2 separate regions of the Homo sapiens genome follow, and region 1 is linked to region 2. A link is an interaction called in ENCODE POLR2A ChIA-PET data of the cell type or tissue named here. Cell type or tissue: PC-3. All regions are shown on one strand. Links, peaks and the distances in the headings refer to the core of each region. The heading gives the core; the rest is flanking DNA.

Region 1 (2,899 bases), core at 221-2,720, 160 kb before region 2:
ACTGATCAGCCGATCAGGGAAGTGCGAGGAAGCGCACACGAGAGGGAGCAGTGGTGGACGAAGCGCCCCACCCGGCCACGGGGACTTACACCCACCACATCAGAAACCCCCTCAACACGGGTGCGCTGAACGCTGCAGTGAAAAGACAACCATTGTGCGGCTGGAAAACAGTAAGCACTGGTGTGATCTTCAGAAAAGCCACACAGAAAACACAAGGAGATGGAAGGGTGGGAATGAAGAAAGCGCCCCTGGGTTTCACCAGATCCAGCGGAGGGGGCTTCCCGCAGACAGGCTGCTCCAGAAGGCTCTGTGGGCCCTGAGGACTCACCGGGATCGGGGCTGTGGCAGGGCGCTCCCCCTGGTAAGCCTCACAGCCCCAGCCCCCTTCACAGCCGTGAAGTCTGCAGGGACTTCTGGAAACATTGGTTTTTGGATAAGAGACACAGGTGAGAAAGGAACTCCCTGGCTGAGCCCTTCTCTGTCCCTGGTCTGCAAGCGTCGTGTCTGCAGCTGTGGCAGCAGCTGTGATCACAAGGCCACCAACAGGAGGATAAAAACCAACAGCCAAGGATGGAGGGTCAGGACAGCGAGGCCCTGCCCTGTCACCAGGCTGCTGCGGCAGCTCCATGAGCACTCCGGCTTCTCGCCACAGACAGCGTGCTGAGGTTCACGTAGCTGAGGCCCGGGGAGACGGGGGAGGATGGAAGCTGGCAGGAGGGTCCCCGGATGACAGCCAGGCGGCTGGCATGGGGAGCAGGGGGCAGGGGCTGCACGTGGGGCCTGAGTTTTGAGCATTTACTAACTCGGGCGAAAAAAGATGCTGTAAGAAAGAAAACCATCCCCTGCACCACCACACCAGGTTCAACAATGGCCAGTATGCACCCAGTCACAACCCTGACAGCTGATGTCACCCAAACTAGGTTCTAAGTATGGGCAGGGAGCTGGGGGGAGAGGAAGTTGGGGTACACAGGTGTAGGCACGCTCAGTCCTCACAGCCCCCAAGAGAAGTCCATGGATAATCAGTAACACTGACAAATCAAACATTACAACATAAACACGTTTAGGAGCCCAGATGTAAATATTTTTTAAAAAAATAACTAAAAGACGGCCGGGTGCGGTGGCTCATGCCTGTAATCCCAGCACTTTGGGAGGCTGAGGCGGGCGGATCACGAGGTCAGGAGATCAAGACCATCCTGGCTAAAACAGTGAAACCCTGTCTCTACTAAATTTACAAAAAAATTAGCCGGGCGTGGTGACTGGCGCCTGTAGTCCCAGCTACTCGGGAGGCTGAGGCAGGAGAATGGTGTGAACCCCGGGAGGCGGAGCTTGCACTGAGCTGAGATCGCACCACTGCACTCAAGCCTGGGTGACAGAGCGAGACCCCGTCTCCAAAAAAAAAAAACTAAAAGACTTTATGTGGCTCCATTTTACCTTTTAGACAATATGCATGTATTACTTTGATAAAAATAAAAGTAACTGAAAGAAATCCATGTAGTTAAGAACACACACACACACACACACACACACACACCTGAAAATCCCATAGTACATCCCGCCCTCGGTTTAATAATCAGGGTAGGCAAAGGAAGGAAGGCTTAGCCAGCCAGCGTTTTGTTAACCTGCCTTATATAAACTGCACACACCCACCCACACCCTTTATGTAAATAGAAATAAATGTACCTTTCTTAATTGCAGCAATAATTCTGGGATTCAGGTCCAGTAGATCCAAATCCATTTTGTCGGTGGGCTGGCCACCAGGATGAATAACTTCCCAGGAAAGACAGAACAATGGATGCAAATTCTGAGGCACTCGCCTTCAATTCAAAGCCTGTGGGAGGCCCGAACCAGGGAAGTGACAGCAGCCGAGGTGTCCGTGTCATCGGGGCTCTGTCACTGAGGGTGGAGGAGACTTCACTGTAGAGGGAAGGCTGTCTAGCTACATCTAGGGCAACATGTCTGTCATTTACCTCTAAGAATTATTTAGCAGCTTAGAACCCATTCCAGACACTGATGCATTTGAAAAACCCCCCAAACCCACCACATTTACCTCCTGTGGAAAGTGCTAGAAATAAGACCATCCTCCTGCAGCAGTTGAGTGCCCTGCCCGACTCACCTCTCTGGGGCTTGGGGATGACCCGCGTGTTTTTGGCTGACTTGACTGAGGCATCTCTTGCACTCTGCAGTTTAATTTCCCTTAAGTGTCTCCCTGGGGACTCTGGAAAGAGTGGGAAGGTGAGTCTGGGATTGGCAGGGTGCTCAGGGATCCAAACATCAGTCGCCCCCAGCAGCCAACAGCAGAAGACAGCTTCCTGTGGGACGGGAGGAAGGTGCTGTGGACCCCACCCAGCCTCTCCCAGGAAGGGAGCTGGCAGCCATTCCACAGCCCGAGCCTGGCCCAGCAAGGGAGAAGCTCAGCTCTTCTCCCCTCCGGCCTCAGCAGGCTGCTCAGGGACTCAGCCTGGGGTCACATAAGGCCTTTCCAACAGGCCACTCTGCATCCCCTGTCGGCCTCCCAAATGGTGAGACCAAGAGTGTCCAGGACATGGGGAAACTGGAAGGCAGCAGCCTCGAGGGCCGGGTCCAGGATCCATGTCCTCCAGTGAGGCCTGGCGCCCTTGGCCGTAACCCAGCAGAGGAAAGGGCGGGCCGTGGACTTGGAGAAGGTTTTCCCTTGGACCACACAGAATGCGGCACTGGCCTGGACACGATCACGCTGGTCACTCGTATGCCCATGTTCAGCCTGCTCAGGGAGACAGGAACAGACTACAGGAGCAGCAGGCTGAGGCACGCCCCCAGGCACCCCGTGAGGCGGGCAGGGCAGGGAAGCTGGTGCTCCAGGATGCGTTTCCTGCCCGCGCACCAGGCTTGGCTCCCGGGCCCCCACAGCCTGTGGGTTTTC
Region 2 (2,899 bases), core at 108-2,607:
AGAGGGAGACTCCATCTCCAAAAAAAAAAAAAGTTGTTCACCTGTGACTTCTTTTTGGTACTTAACTTTTTTTTTTTTTTTTTTTTTTGAGACAGAGTCTCGCTCTTTCGCCCAGGCTGGAGTGCAGTGGCGCGATCTCTGCTCACTGCAAGCTCCGCCTCCCGGGTTCACACCATTCTCCTGCCTCAGCCTCCCAAGTAGCTGGGATTACAGGTGCCCACCACCACGCCCGGCTAATTTTTTGTATTTTCAGTAGAGACGGGGTTTCACTGTGTTAGCCAGGATGGTCTCGATCTCCTGACCTCGTGATCCGCCTGCCTCGGCCTCCCAAAGTGCTGGGATTACAGGCGTGAGCCACCGCGCCTGGCCTGGTACTTAACTTGATAGCATTCACAGCTCTCCCTGGAGGAAGGTCACGCAATTGTCACCCACAACTTTTCAGGTGAGTGAACAGAGTCAGAGGAGTTGAGCAACTAGCTCAAGGCCACACAGGGACTAGGTGGTAAGGCAGAGACTTGACCTTGGGCCACTGACCGAAGACCCGTGTGCTGGGAGCCCATGTCACACCATTTATGGAATGAGGCCCTTGGGGTGGGACTCAGCTACCTGCCAAGTAGTTTTGGGGCTGCTGACGGGAACTTGGAACTTGCTCCTCTTTACTGGAGCCTTCCAGAGCCAATGCCTGCCTCCCTCGTCCCAAGAAGGAACAGCTTTAGCAGGGCACCACAGAAAGGACTCCCAGCTGGGCGGGGGCTGCGGGGGGACTCCCTGGGCATCCTGGAAATTGCACAAGCCCCTGGACAGGGATGGTGCAGGTCACCTTCTCCCCTGACGATGACGGGCCATGACCAGTGGCTCCAGTCATTCCACTCTTTTTTTTTTTTTTTTTTTTTTTTTGAGACGGAGTCTCGCTTTGTCGCCAGGCTATATAGTGCAGTGGTGCGATCTCGGCTCACTGCAACCTCCACCTCCTGGGTTCAAGCAATTCTTCTGCCCCAGCCTCCCAAGTAGCTGGGACTACAGGCGCACGCCACCATGCCCAGCTAATTTTTGTATTTTTAGTGCAGACGGGGTTTCATCATGTTGGCCAGGATGGTCTCGATCTATTGGCCTCACGATCCGCCTGCCTCAGCCTCCCAAAGTGCTGGGATTACAGGTGTGAGCCACTGCGGCTGGCCTTTTTTTTTTTTTTTTGAGACAGAGTGTCTCTCTGTCACCCAGGATCTCAGCTCATTGCAACCTCTGTCTCCCGGGTTCAAGCAATTCTTCTGCCTCAGCCTCCTGAGTAGCTGGGACTGCAGACGCCCACCACCATGTCCAGCCAATTTTTGTATTTTTAGTAGAGATGGGGTTACACCATATTGGCCAGGTTGGTCTGGTCTCGAACTCCTGACCTGGTGATCTGCCTGCCTTGGCCTCCCAAAATGCTGGGATTACAGGCGTGAGCCACCGAGCCGGTTGGCCATTTTGGTCTTGAAAACCCAGGGACACACTGCAGGGCTGGGGGGGTGGGGGGGCAGGGGACTCACAGGATGTTCTGTAGAAGAGTGGAGGACCTGCAGCTATGCCTGGAGGAGCAGCGAGGCGCTCCATTGCTGGAAGGACGCTGAGAGGGGTTCAAACATGGGCAGATGTTCCAGAACCTTCCTGCTGGAAGCCTTCCCAGGCACCTTCCGCCACCTCCTGACCCCCTCGAAGGTGTGTGGACTTGTTAGGTAGCTCTGACTTTGCTTTGTGGGGTGCTGCCTAATCCTTCCTCCCCTGCGCCCTGGCTGGAGCTCCCCGGGGCCTTTCACACACATTGTCCTTTCATCCTCAAACAGTCTCCAGGAAGCAAGCACTGCTGTCATTCCTACTTGACAGATGAGGAAACCAAGGCCGAGAGAGGCGAATTAACCAGCCATTAGGTCACACAGGCGGGATGGGGCCTGGAGCCCCTGCAACCTCAGACTCAGCTCCAGGTGCTCCCAAACCTATGGGCAGTGGTGACTGTGCATTTCCACCATCAAAGCAGCCTTGCACAGGGCCCAGCTGAGTGGAGTGCCAGGCAGTGCCGGGAGGGAGGCGGGGCTGGGGGCTGGCAGTCACGCCTGGGCCTGCAGGCACTGGCTCGGGGCCTGCTATCCCAGGAGAAACAATCATCTGGCTCGTTGTCAGGCTCGGATTTCTTACCTCCTCAGAGGGGCGCGTGCCACCGGCTGGCCATGGGGAGAGCTCAGTGGAGCTGGCTCCTCTGAGGCCTCTCTTGGAGCAGGGCCCCTGGTCTCCAATCCCCTGACTTCCATGCCCCTGTGCCCTCCTGGTCTTAGGCACTGACCAGACCCGACTGTAACTGGGCAGTGGTGCTGCCCTAGAAGGGCTGATCTTGCAGGCCAACAGTGTAGGGTGTGTGTCTGGGAGGTGGTTCCCCAGGCCTCCCTGGTGCTGCTTCAGAGCTTGACACAGAAGTGACCTGCTGGTGTCTGCAGGGCCCCAAGTGCTGAAGGAGGCCTGCCCTGGCTCCTGCTCCCCTCGGCCCTCCATTCCAACTCCTCTGGCTTCACCTCCCGCTCATCATTCCCTTGCCTGCCCTCCGGGCCCATCCTTGCTCATGCTGTTGGTTGATCCCAACACGTCCCTGCTTCCATCCTCGCTAGTGAAAATTGGACACGGCCTTCAAGGTTCAGCTCAGGCACTTCCTCCTCCAAGAAACTGTTCCTGATCTACCTAGTCTCAGGGAGGCCAGCCTCGCCCACAATTCCTGCTCTCCTGGGCCCCATCACCCAGCTCAGAAACTCAGGGCAGGCCGGAGGGAAGGAGATGGGCTGAGCCCTCGGACCCCCTCACCTGGGGGCTCACCCTCGGCTTCACTTTAAGGGATCTCCTGCCCCAAGACTGGAGATGCTCCAAGGCTCTGGCA

Evidence for each region. Peaks named below come from ENCODE experiments on the same cell type or tissue, not always from the same donor. Only the 100,000 strongest peaks of a DNase experiment are listed, where the experiment ranks them.
Region 1: POLR2A ChIA-PET joins it to region 2 with 19 read pairs; 2 of 35 experiments call an interaction of 5 or more read pairs at or near these places.

Annotation. Positions count from the first base shown.
Region 1 is chr14:103,709,353-103,712,251 of GRCh38, forward strand. It overlaps XRCC3 (X-ray repair cross complementing 3), which reads right to left. Exons shown (of 10, transcript NM_005432.4): 3 at 2,114-2,215; 4 at 1,681-1,893. The coding sequence starts at 1,735. Among named protein-coding and RNA genes, the nearest start is that of XRCC3, 4.6 kb to the right of the region's middle. In PC-3, for the core only: no CTCF peak of the experiment used is centred there; no DNase peak of the experiment used is centred there; H3K4me3 peaks cover 960 bases; H3K27ac peaks cover 1,061 bases.
Region 2 is chr14:103,865,590-103,868,488 of GRCh38, forward strand. No RefSeq gene overlaps it. Among named protein-coding and RNA genes, the nearest start is that of PPP1R13B-DT, 19 kb to the left of the region's middle. In PC-3, for the core only: no CTCF peak of the experiment used is centred there; no DNase peak of the experiment used is centred there.